Regions from separate parts of the Mus musculus genome. Here region 1 is linked to region 2. A link is a loop called in an ENCODE intact Hi-C map of the cell type or tissue named here. Cell type or tissue: gastrocnemius. All regions are shown on one strand.

Region 1 (5,000 bases), 160 kb before region 2:
GCCAAGAGATAGCTCAGCAGGCTAAAGCCTTCGATGTGAGAATCTAAATTCAATCCTTACCACCCCCCACCCTCCCACCCCCACACACACCCAAAGCAAGCCAGGCGTGGTGGTGCACACCTTTAATCCCAACACTCAGGAGGAAGGGGCAGATGGATCTCTGTTCCAGGTCAGCCTGGTCTACAAAGTAAGTTCCAGGACAGCCAGGGCTACATGGAGAACCGCTGCCTCAGTGGGGATATGGGGATTGGGGGGAATTTAAGCCAGGTGTGTTAGCATACATCTGTAAGTCAAGCATGCCTCCTTGGTGAGATAGAAGGCAGAGACTGGAGAATCACCCAAAAGCTCACTGGACTGCTAGCTTACAGTATACAAGTCAGCAGCAGAAGCCACTGCCTACAACTCAACTCTGTAACTCTGGCTCCAGGGATCAGTGCCCTGCACGAACGCATGCCTGTGTCTACACACACACACACACACACACACACACACACACACACACACATGAATAGAAAGCATGCATGTGTGTGCACACATTCACAGAAAGCATGCATATGTGTGTGCACACATTCATAGAAAGTATGCACATGTGTGTGCACACATGCACACATGATTTAAGAAACGAATCCTAAGAGAATGGAATCTGTGCCCTTCTAGTTTATTCCTCAGCAGCATGTGCAACCGACTGCGTGAGTCAGCAAAGAAGACTCTGAATGACTCCCCTGCCAGCATCGCACTTCCGCCCTGTCCTCTACCCCCCTTTTGTATTTCACATATAATACTATGTTGACATGTTGATTGTTCTGTGAATTTCCCTCAAGACAGGAATCCTGCCTTTTCATCTATATTTCTCAAATTACAAGGGTAACAAGGACACACAATTAAACCAACAAACAAGACGTAATTCTCTTGGAAGCAAAACAAAACTCTGAACAGGTTGTACAACTGGTTCAAACAGGTTTATCCCTCATTAGTCATCAAGTGAATGCAAATTAAAAACCACAGTGAGATACAGTTCCAGCCATCAGAAAAGAAAGTCAAAAAGCCCTGGGAACAATGTAGCTGCTCTGCTGGATCTGAGGCCTCTGCACAGGAGGGGGCCCAGGCCTGGTGTTGTGGCCTGGTCAACGGTCAGAGACTCCAGGGTGTCACAAGCCATGGAGGGGAACCGCCTGCTGTTGTTTTACTAAGCTACATGGCCTTCTAAACGCTTGTTTTATACTCTAGATGGGTGCTGCCTCTGCCTTGGCCAGAAGCAGCTTCGATGTGCTGTGCTGAGCACTTAATGCGGAGACTCACAGCTGCCCATGTGCTGAGAGTAAGCGAGTGTTGAGGGCTAGCCCTACATGGGACTTTCTGCCAATGGCTGGCTGTAGGAGGAGGCACAAAGAGTGTAGGAGCTGCCTGGTGTGATGGCAAATCTCTGTTTCAGGCCAGTCTTCTATACAGCAAGTTCTTGGCCAGGCAGGCTACACAGTGATAGCCTGTCTCAAAATAAAATAAAATTGAAGAAGATAAAATAAAAAAAGAATGTAAGAGCTGGAGGATGGGGAGGAGGAATGGGAGGAGGGATGGGAGGAGGGATGGGAGGAAAGATGGGAGGAGGGTTGTCCTCTGGACTTGACACTACACCCATGAACACACTACAGCTGTGGCTATTGACCAAGAGCAAGCCAAGGGGATCAGTGGACACTCCACTGGGCAGCACCAGTTAGCCTCAGTGGAGACAGAGAGAGAAGAGAGACAGACAGACAGACACAGAGAGAGGAGGTTGGAAGAAAAAGTGGGAGGTAGTGAATTGGAGTGTCCAGGGGAGGGAAGAATGGAGAGGATGGTTAGGGGTGTATATGACCAATATACATTGTTTACATGTGTGTAGTTATTGAAAAATAAGTAAAAGGTATTCTATTAAAAAAAAAAAAAAGATCAGAGATGCAGGCTGATGGACCAGGGCAACCTTCACACCCCCAGATGGAATGTGAGAATGTCACTGAGCACGTGGAAAAGTATACTCACCATGCCAAGCCACCATTCCACCCTTTAGACCTTTATCTAAGAGGAATGAAATCCCATGCCCCTGTATCCACACTGGACCACCACCAGTTCTATCACAACACACTGCACAGCTAAGCTAAGTATCTGTTGTATCACAATTCTTTCAGGGTTGGGCATGGGTGGAGCCCAGCTGGAGCCTCTGCTCAGAATGTCCCAGAAGAGCCCTGTGATGGTTAGCTTTGGCAATGTGACACAACCTGGAGTCACCTGAGAAGAGAGAATCAATGAGGGACTGTTCACAGCGGGTTGGTCTGTGAGCATGTCTATGGGGGACCGTTGCAAATGAGTTAAGTGATGAGGAAAGACCCAGCCCTCAGTGGGTGGCACCATTCCCTAGGCAGGCAATCCTGGACTGTTTGAGAGTAGAAAACTGAGCTAAGCACAAGCAAGCAAGCACACATTCATTTCTCTCTGTTCTTGGATGTGGCTGTTTGTGACCAGCAGTTTTGAGTTCCTGCCTTGCCTTCCCCACAATGATGGAAGGTATGTAACCTAGAGTTGTGAGCAGAAATTAAACCCTTTCTCCCTTAAGTTGCTTTTTGTCTGGATACTTTATAATTGAAACTGAAACAATATTAGGACAATCTCCACCCGCAATGAGTGAGCTAGGGAAGACCAGCTAGGGAAGAAATCTTTTCCAGACTCACAGGATGCTGTTGGGAGTTGCTTTCTTGAAGACTTTCAACAGAGGTTCTCATTTTCTCTCTAGCAATTGACTAAAGGCCACCCAGTCCCATGCCATGAGGGCCTCTCCGGAGGGCGGCTTATCTCGTCAAAGACTGCAGGAGTTCATGATGTTGGCTAACAAAGCAGGAGAAACAAACTTGCTCCGTGCGCGGGATACACGCAATACCTACAGCGGCCACAAGAGGGCAAAGAATTCTCCAGGAACTAGAGTTACAAAACTGTCACATGGGAAGTCAAACCTGGGTCTGCTGGCTGCAGGAGCAGACACTTAACCACTTGAGCCATCTCCCCAGGTCTCATAGAGGACGTTTTATTGTTTGGGATTTTGGTTGTGTTTGTTTGCTTTGTCTGGGAGCTATTAGTGCAGGCATCAGACAGAACCATTCCGGTGTAAAGTTTTTCACTTCTGTTGAGACAGGGATAGGACCCCACTCACAATGATACAGATGTCAGATGGGAAATGTCAGGGGTGCAGACCATTCAGGAAGACACTGTCCCGTGAAATTCACAGCTCTTCTGAACATTATTCAAAGATAATGGCCCGGGAGGAGGACTTTGCTCGAAGATGGCTTTGGAACTTTAAGGTATGGGCCAGAGACATGGCTCAGTAGAAACCAGGGCTTGCCTCTAAGCCTGGCAGCCTGAGTCCAATCCCCTGGGCCCCACAAGCTGTTCTCATTCCCACATGTGCACTGTAGAATGTATACAAGTACACATACACACATGAATGAATGAATGAATGAATGAATGAATGAGTGTGATATGAAAGTACAAATCTCTCCTGATTATTGCTCCCTTTAAATACAGAGTATGGGAAGTCCCTCAAGTTAATATCATCTTTTCTGTACTCCCTCACAAATACATCATTCAAACAGCCCCAGAAAGACACTCATCTTCCTGCTGCAGAAAGCATTTGGGGGGGGGGGGGCTGCCACCCAATCTCTGAAAGACCTAACTACCTCAGGCCCACTTGAAGGGCAAGATGCAAAGAGGACAACAGAGAGCAAGAGCTGGAGGTGGAAGAACGGCACGCGGGCTGTGCAAATGTAAGCTGGCCCCAGGAGGCACGCTACTCGCCCAGAGCAAGGGAACACACTGCAGCCGATTTGCACTCTGGGCTCTGTCTACATACTGTTGGGAAATAAAATTAAAATGGGAAAGGGTTTCTTTCTTTTTTAAAGATTTATTTATTATTATACATAAGTACACTGTAGCTGTCTTTAGACACCAGAAGAGGGTGCCATATCTCATTACAGATGGTTGTGAGCCACCATGTGGTTGCAGGGATTTGAACTCAGGACCTTAGGAAGAGCAGTCGATGCTCTTAACTGCTGAGCCATCTCACAGAGGGAAAGGGTTTCTTAGTGAACAAGGAAAGAAGCTTGCAATAGTCCTGGTGCCTGGGAATGAGGCCAGTGTCTTCAGTGAGGTTGAACTTCAACAGCAGGAAGGTGAAAGTTGAGAAATAGATCTTCTCTCAGGGCACAAAGAGACAGATCTCACACCGGGCGTGGTGGCGCACGCCTTTAATCCCAGCGCTTGGGAGGCAGAGGCAGGTGGATTTCTGAGTTTGAGGCCAGCCTGGTCTACAGAGTGAGTTCCAGGACAGCCAGGGCTACACAGAGAAACTCTGTCTCGAAAAACTAAAATAAATAAATAAATAAATAAATAAATAAAATAAACAAGAAACAGATCTCACGATGATGGTCATACATGTCACCGTTGTACTTGTGTGACATTTGCCCTCCTCAGCTCCCTCTTTTCCATTCCTGACTCCTGATTCCTCTGTCATTCATTGTCCTCCCCACAAAGAAAACCCTTCCTTCTGCTTTCCAGACAGGTACACACACACACACACACACACACACACACACACATCCACATGAGAAAAATATTTTGGTTTCCTATCTATGCATATAAGTAAACTGTGTGTGTCTGTGTGTATATGTGTGTGTGTGTGTGTGTGTGTGTGTGTGTGTGTGTGTGTGTGTATGCCCAAGCATGTGTGTATATGTGTGCATGTGTGTGTGCATTGTGCTGTGTATATATGCATCTGGAGGCCAGAGATCGACCTTGGGTGTCTCCCTCCATTACTCTCTACCTTATTTTTTTAAGACACATTATTTTTTTTGTTATTTTTAATTATGTGTCTGTGTATGGATATGTGCACGTGAGTGCAGATGGATCCTCTCAAGAGCAACCAGTGCTCCTAACCACTGAGCCATCTCTCCGGTCCCTCCAGCTTCATTTCTGACAGG
Region 2 (5,000 bases):
AGGAGAAAAAATGGGGACAGTGTTAAAACTAGGGAAGAAACAATCTCAGTGGAAACCATACAAATGTTAACTAACAAAGTTTTGTGTTTTGTTTTGTTTTTTTTTCTTTTCCTCACACAGAATTGGCAGGAATTGAACAGACTGCCAGTGTCCCTGTTGACAAGCGCGAAATGCACACATACGCTGTCGCTGTCATGGCTGTGTAAATAGCTACGAGGTCTGAGAGCTTAATTTGACAGCCCTTTAAAGTTTGCACAGCGACACTCTGTGGGCCTGTCTGCAGCCTGGAAGTGTGGGTAATATCTTTGCACACCCATCACTGTGGGACAGGGATGAGCCAGTGGCACCCGAGTGGGGTTTGGAAAACCACTCAGTCTGCTGGAGTTTGTCACCATCACTGTAGTTTAGAATTGTCTGTGACTGGCAGGAGGCGTTGACACAAGACAGCATTTGAGGACTGCAGGTGTCCAGCGATTAAGAGTGCTTCCTGTCCTCGCAGAGGACGTGAATCTGGTTCCCAATACCCACGTCTGGTCATTATGCTCATGTGAACAAGCCCACACTCACATATATGATAATTAAGGAAATAATCTTTCCAAAAGGCTTTTAATGTGTTTATTGCTGTTTTAAGTGTGTGTGTGTGTGTGTGTGTGTGTGTGTGTGTGTGTGTGTCTCCCATTGGCCTGGAGTTTGCTAGCAGGCAAGTGAGCCCAGCGATCTGTCTGCCTCATTAACGCAGGGATGACAAACCTGTACCACCCACCATGCCTGCAGTTTTACACATGTTCCGGGATGAGACGCGGGTGCAAGGCAAGCACTTTACCCACTCGGCTATCTCCCCAGACCCCAGTTTTAACTTTTCTACAGATGGTGTATTCTTCCTGGCCTGCACTCTGGGGGAGCTGATGCCCTGTTCGTGGAACACTCTCTTCCTGAAAGCTTTTGCACTTGGAATGCCCAGATGGGTGTGGGCCAACCTCTCCGAGTTAGAGAGAAGTGGAAGATGGACAGACAGCATGATGCCAGACACGGACAGACTTGCTGAGTTACAGTCTTAAGTCTACTGTGTCTATATGAGCACACAAAGACGGCCGTACTTGATAGTTTTATGTGTGTCCATGTGACACAAGCAAGTCATCTGAAAATGGGAACCTCGATTGAGAAAATACCTCCATAACATGGGGCTGTGGGCGAGCCTGTAAGGTGTTTTCTTAATTAGTGATTGATGGGGAAGGGCCCAGTCCACTGTGGGTGGGGCCATCCCTGGGCTGGTGATCCTGGGTTCTGTAAGAAAGCAGGCTGAGCAAGCCATGTGAGCAAGCCAGTAAGCAGCCCCCCTCCACTGCTTCCCACCAGTTCATACTTCCAGGTTCCTGCCCTGTTTGAGTTCCTGTCTTGACTTCTTTCCATGATGAATAGGGACGTGGGAGTGTAAGCCGATAAACCCTTCCCTCAGTTTTCTTTTGGTCATGGCGTTTCATCATGGCAACAGAAACCCAAACTAAGAAAACGGCCTCACACAAAATACACCTTTAGTCACTTGGTGGGGGAGGGGGCATAGCAATGAGTTAATTTGTTCATTTTTATTTTATTTTAAATTATTTGTGACTCTTTGTCTGTATGTGCACTACGTATGTGCCTGTGCCCTCAGTGCAGAGAAAGAGGGCGTCAGATCTTCTGGAACTGGAGTTACAAGCACCTGTGTGCTGCCTGATGTGGGTGCTGGGAACTAAATCCAGGTGCTCTTTAGGAGAAGCAAGTGTTCTTAACTGCTGAGACATCTCTTCAGCCACGTCTGTCTTCTGGGATGGGGATGTGTGTGGTTTCTTATTAGGTGGTTTAGGCTAGACCAGAACTCGCTATGTAGTCCAGGTTAGCCTCTGATACATTATCCTATGCCTCTGGAGTACTGGAATCAGTGACATGTGCTACCTTGCCTGGCAGTAAACGCCACTGGGATGCTTTAATATCTGTATATTATAGTTTTGTATGTATATTATGACACAATATTTATACAAATATAAATATTTAATATTTGTATATTATAGTATGTCACTTGCTTTGTCTTATGTTTATTTATATTTTTTCTGAAGTAACAGTTTAAATATGAAATTTTTATTTCATTTCAACCTGGGGTGTCTTATTTTCAGGAGGAGGCAGAAGTGAGAACTGCCCTATGAAAGGAAACTGAAGATCTGAACACCCGGACAGCGTAGCAGCATCGCCACCTAGTGGCGATGAGAGGGTACTGCTACTTGCTCAAGTCCTTCCAGAGGAGGAAAGGAGGGTAAAGGGCGCCTTCTGGCTGGCCTCTGGCTCCTCCCTACCTGGTGTTGTCATGGTCACCAGGCCAGACCATTGCTTTTATTTTGTCAACTTGACACAGGCTAGAGTCATCTGGGAAGAGCAAATCTCACTTGAGAAAATCCCTCTCTAGATTGCCCTGTGGACAAGGCTATGGTGCATCGTTTGGGTAAATGATTGATGTGGGAGGGCCCGGCTCACTGTGCCACTCCGGGGTCAGTGGTCCTAGGTTGTATGAGAAAGCAGGGTGAGCAAGCCATGAGGAGCAAGCCAGGGATGGCCTCTGCATCAGCTCCTGCCTCCAGGTTCCTTCCATCTGAGCTCCCCGGGCTATGGCTTTCCTCACTGACAACGCACGACCTGAGAGTTGAAAGCAGACACAAATCGTCCTTAGAGATGGTTGTGTGTGTGAAGGTATATGTGTGTGTGATGAAAATATAGATACCAGAGATTAACCTCAGATGCTGTTCCTCAGGTGGCATCCACCTTTTTTTTACTGGCCTGGGGCTCACTGAATAGGTAAGGCTGGCCATGTGGTGACTGTGAGGAGTCTGTCTCTGTCCCTGTCTCTGTCTTCCCAGCACTGGAATAGCAAGTGTGTGCCACCATGCTTGGCTTTTTCTGTAGGCGGTGACTGAACTCGGGTCTTCAAGCTCACACAGTGAACCCTTTTCCAACCGAGCCCTCTTTCGAGCCCTGCCTCCCCCGCCCCCGCTCTCTCCCGTGTTCCTTTTCTCTGCATTCTGTCCACCACGAACTGAAGAAGCCCCCTACCACCTGTGCCTGCCGTTGATGTTCTGGTCAAGCTCAAGAGACACAGCACCCACATGGAAGCCTCCAGAGAGGCGAGCCCAAGTGACAACTCAGGGTGCGCTTGGCCGCAAGACCAATAGAATCTTAGACAGCAGAGCCCAAACCCAGGCTCTCTTGGGTACTATGCGCAGAGAAGGGTCATCCTACTTTCAAAATATCTGTGTGCTTGCGGGTTTCTTTACCTGAGCCGTGTGCAGTGCCCGTGGATGGGCACCAGGTGAAGGCAGACCCCTGTTTGACTCCTCGGGGCCCACTCGTGCCCTTCTCCACCTCCTGGCCCGGCGCTCTGCAGTGCGGAGGGTCTCCTCTGGATCGCTACTGTCGGAAGTCTCTCCACCGGCTGCCTGAGGGTTGAAATTGACGTCCAGTTCTCCCTGGAGGGGCATCTTCTCCACTGCGGGGTTCTTGGGGGCCTTCCTCTGCAGCCAGGACAGCTTAGCCCGGCAGCCAGCTTCCCGAGATGAGCTGGTGGAAGATGTCTCTGAATCCGAGCACATGGCCTCAGGGTTTGAGGGAGAGGTGGCTAAGGGACCTTGGCCAGAACTCTGGGCCTGTGTAGGCTGAGGCTGGGGTTGCTTGAGCCTGCTCTGGGACGGTGGGCACAGCTTACTCAAGGCTTCGCTGTAATCAAAGTCTTCCTCACTGTCGGAACCGATCTCATCATAGGCAGACGTCACACTGGACGCCACCTCCAGGGCCTGAAAGGTCCCACTCTTCGGTTTGGTCAGCAGGCGGGTTGGGGGCTGTCTACTACCGTCCTTCAAGGTCATCCAGTTCCCATCGGGGCTCTGCAAAAGTGGGGCCAGGTCTGTGGGGTAGAGGTGAGAAAGACACCAGAAGGGTCCATTATTACTGTAGGAGCGAGTTGGGGGGGGTAACACGTCATCTCCTACAAGGTTCCTGCGAGATTGTGGGGCGACCACCTTAGGGAGACCAGGAGTGTACACCCAACTCTCATGTTAAGAGTACCCAGCTATACACGGGTATCATCAATATCAATGTCTCCCATCCAAGGCTCAAGGGACATCATGGAAGAGGGGACAGGGAAGCTGCAAGAGATGGAGGATGGGGCGGAGAGCTGTTAATGACAGCTGACTTCTGGGCGTGGCACGGCTGTTGCCCACATCAGCTTACAGTGGCCATGGCTCCCTGCCTGACCCTGTCACAGTATCAAGTCTGTGAAATTTCCAGTGCAGATGGGAGAGGGGCTCATGGGGTCCCACCCCTAGTAGGGAGCTATTGGCAGTTGACGGTGGCTGAGCGAGACAGAGTCACTGTCTTTGGAGCTGTGGAGCCTGGCAGGTTGCTGACACTCTAGTAGGTAACTGAACTCAGGATGATGACAATGACGATGATGACGACAATGATGGTCTGACATGAAATTGGAGAAAAATGGGTTGAGAGGCACAGGGGGTGGATAGAATCAAAATACATGCGTGAAAAATTTAAAGAGTAAAAATATTATTGAAACAAAGAATCCTCAAGGATCCCTGGGGGCCTCGCAGAGGGAGTGAGACTGGAGGCACAGCCCCTTTCCCGCCTCCTGAGAGAGCTGCCCCATACTGTTCTAAGGCTGGCGGAAGGGGAGGGAGAGCTACAGCAGCCATCTGTTTATACCTTAGGTCCTCAGTTTCCCCTCACCGATGAGGGATAATTCTACCTCCTTCCTATCCTTCCCCAAGGACTTTCATGGATGTTATTCCTATAGCCCTGTGAGATGGGCATAGAAGTCTGTTATTTATGTAACCCAGGGTGCACACTTGTTCTGGACTTGAAGCTGTACTTAATGGGCAGCTTGTGGCTCTCTCTCTCTCTCTCTCTCATGCATGAATCCTCTCTCCAACTCCAAGACCACTAGAAAGCGAAATGCAAGGAAGGCTGGA

What was found. A loop is a pair of places that touch in the nucleus more often than their neighbours do. Peaks named below come from ENCODE experiments on the same cell type or tissue, not always from the same donor. Only the 100,000 strongest peaks of a DNase experiment are listed, where the experiment ranks them.
Region 1: a loop joins it to region 2, with 3 times the contacts of the local background. A loop is called at or near these places in 13 of 42 quality-filtered maps.

Annotation. Positions count from the first base shown.
Region 1 is chr9:120,589,616-120,594,615 of GRCm38, reverse strand. No RefSeq gene overlaps it. Among named protein-coding and RNA genes, the nearest start is that of Gm34323, 9.8 kb to the left of the region's middle. In gastrocnemius, a CTCF peak has its summit at 2,917 (motif pointing right); a DNase peak (open chromatin) is centred at 2,920.
Region 2 is chr9:120,431,278-120,436,277 of GRCm38, reverse strand. Myrip (myosin VIIA and Rab interacting protein) reads right to left here. Exons shown (of 17, transcript NM_144557.5): 10 at 3,300-3,925. Among named protein-coding and RNA genes, the nearest start is that of D830035M03Rik, 59 kb to the left of the region's middle. In gastrocnemius, no CTCF peak of the experiment used is centred here; a DNase peak (open chromatin) is centred at 2,247.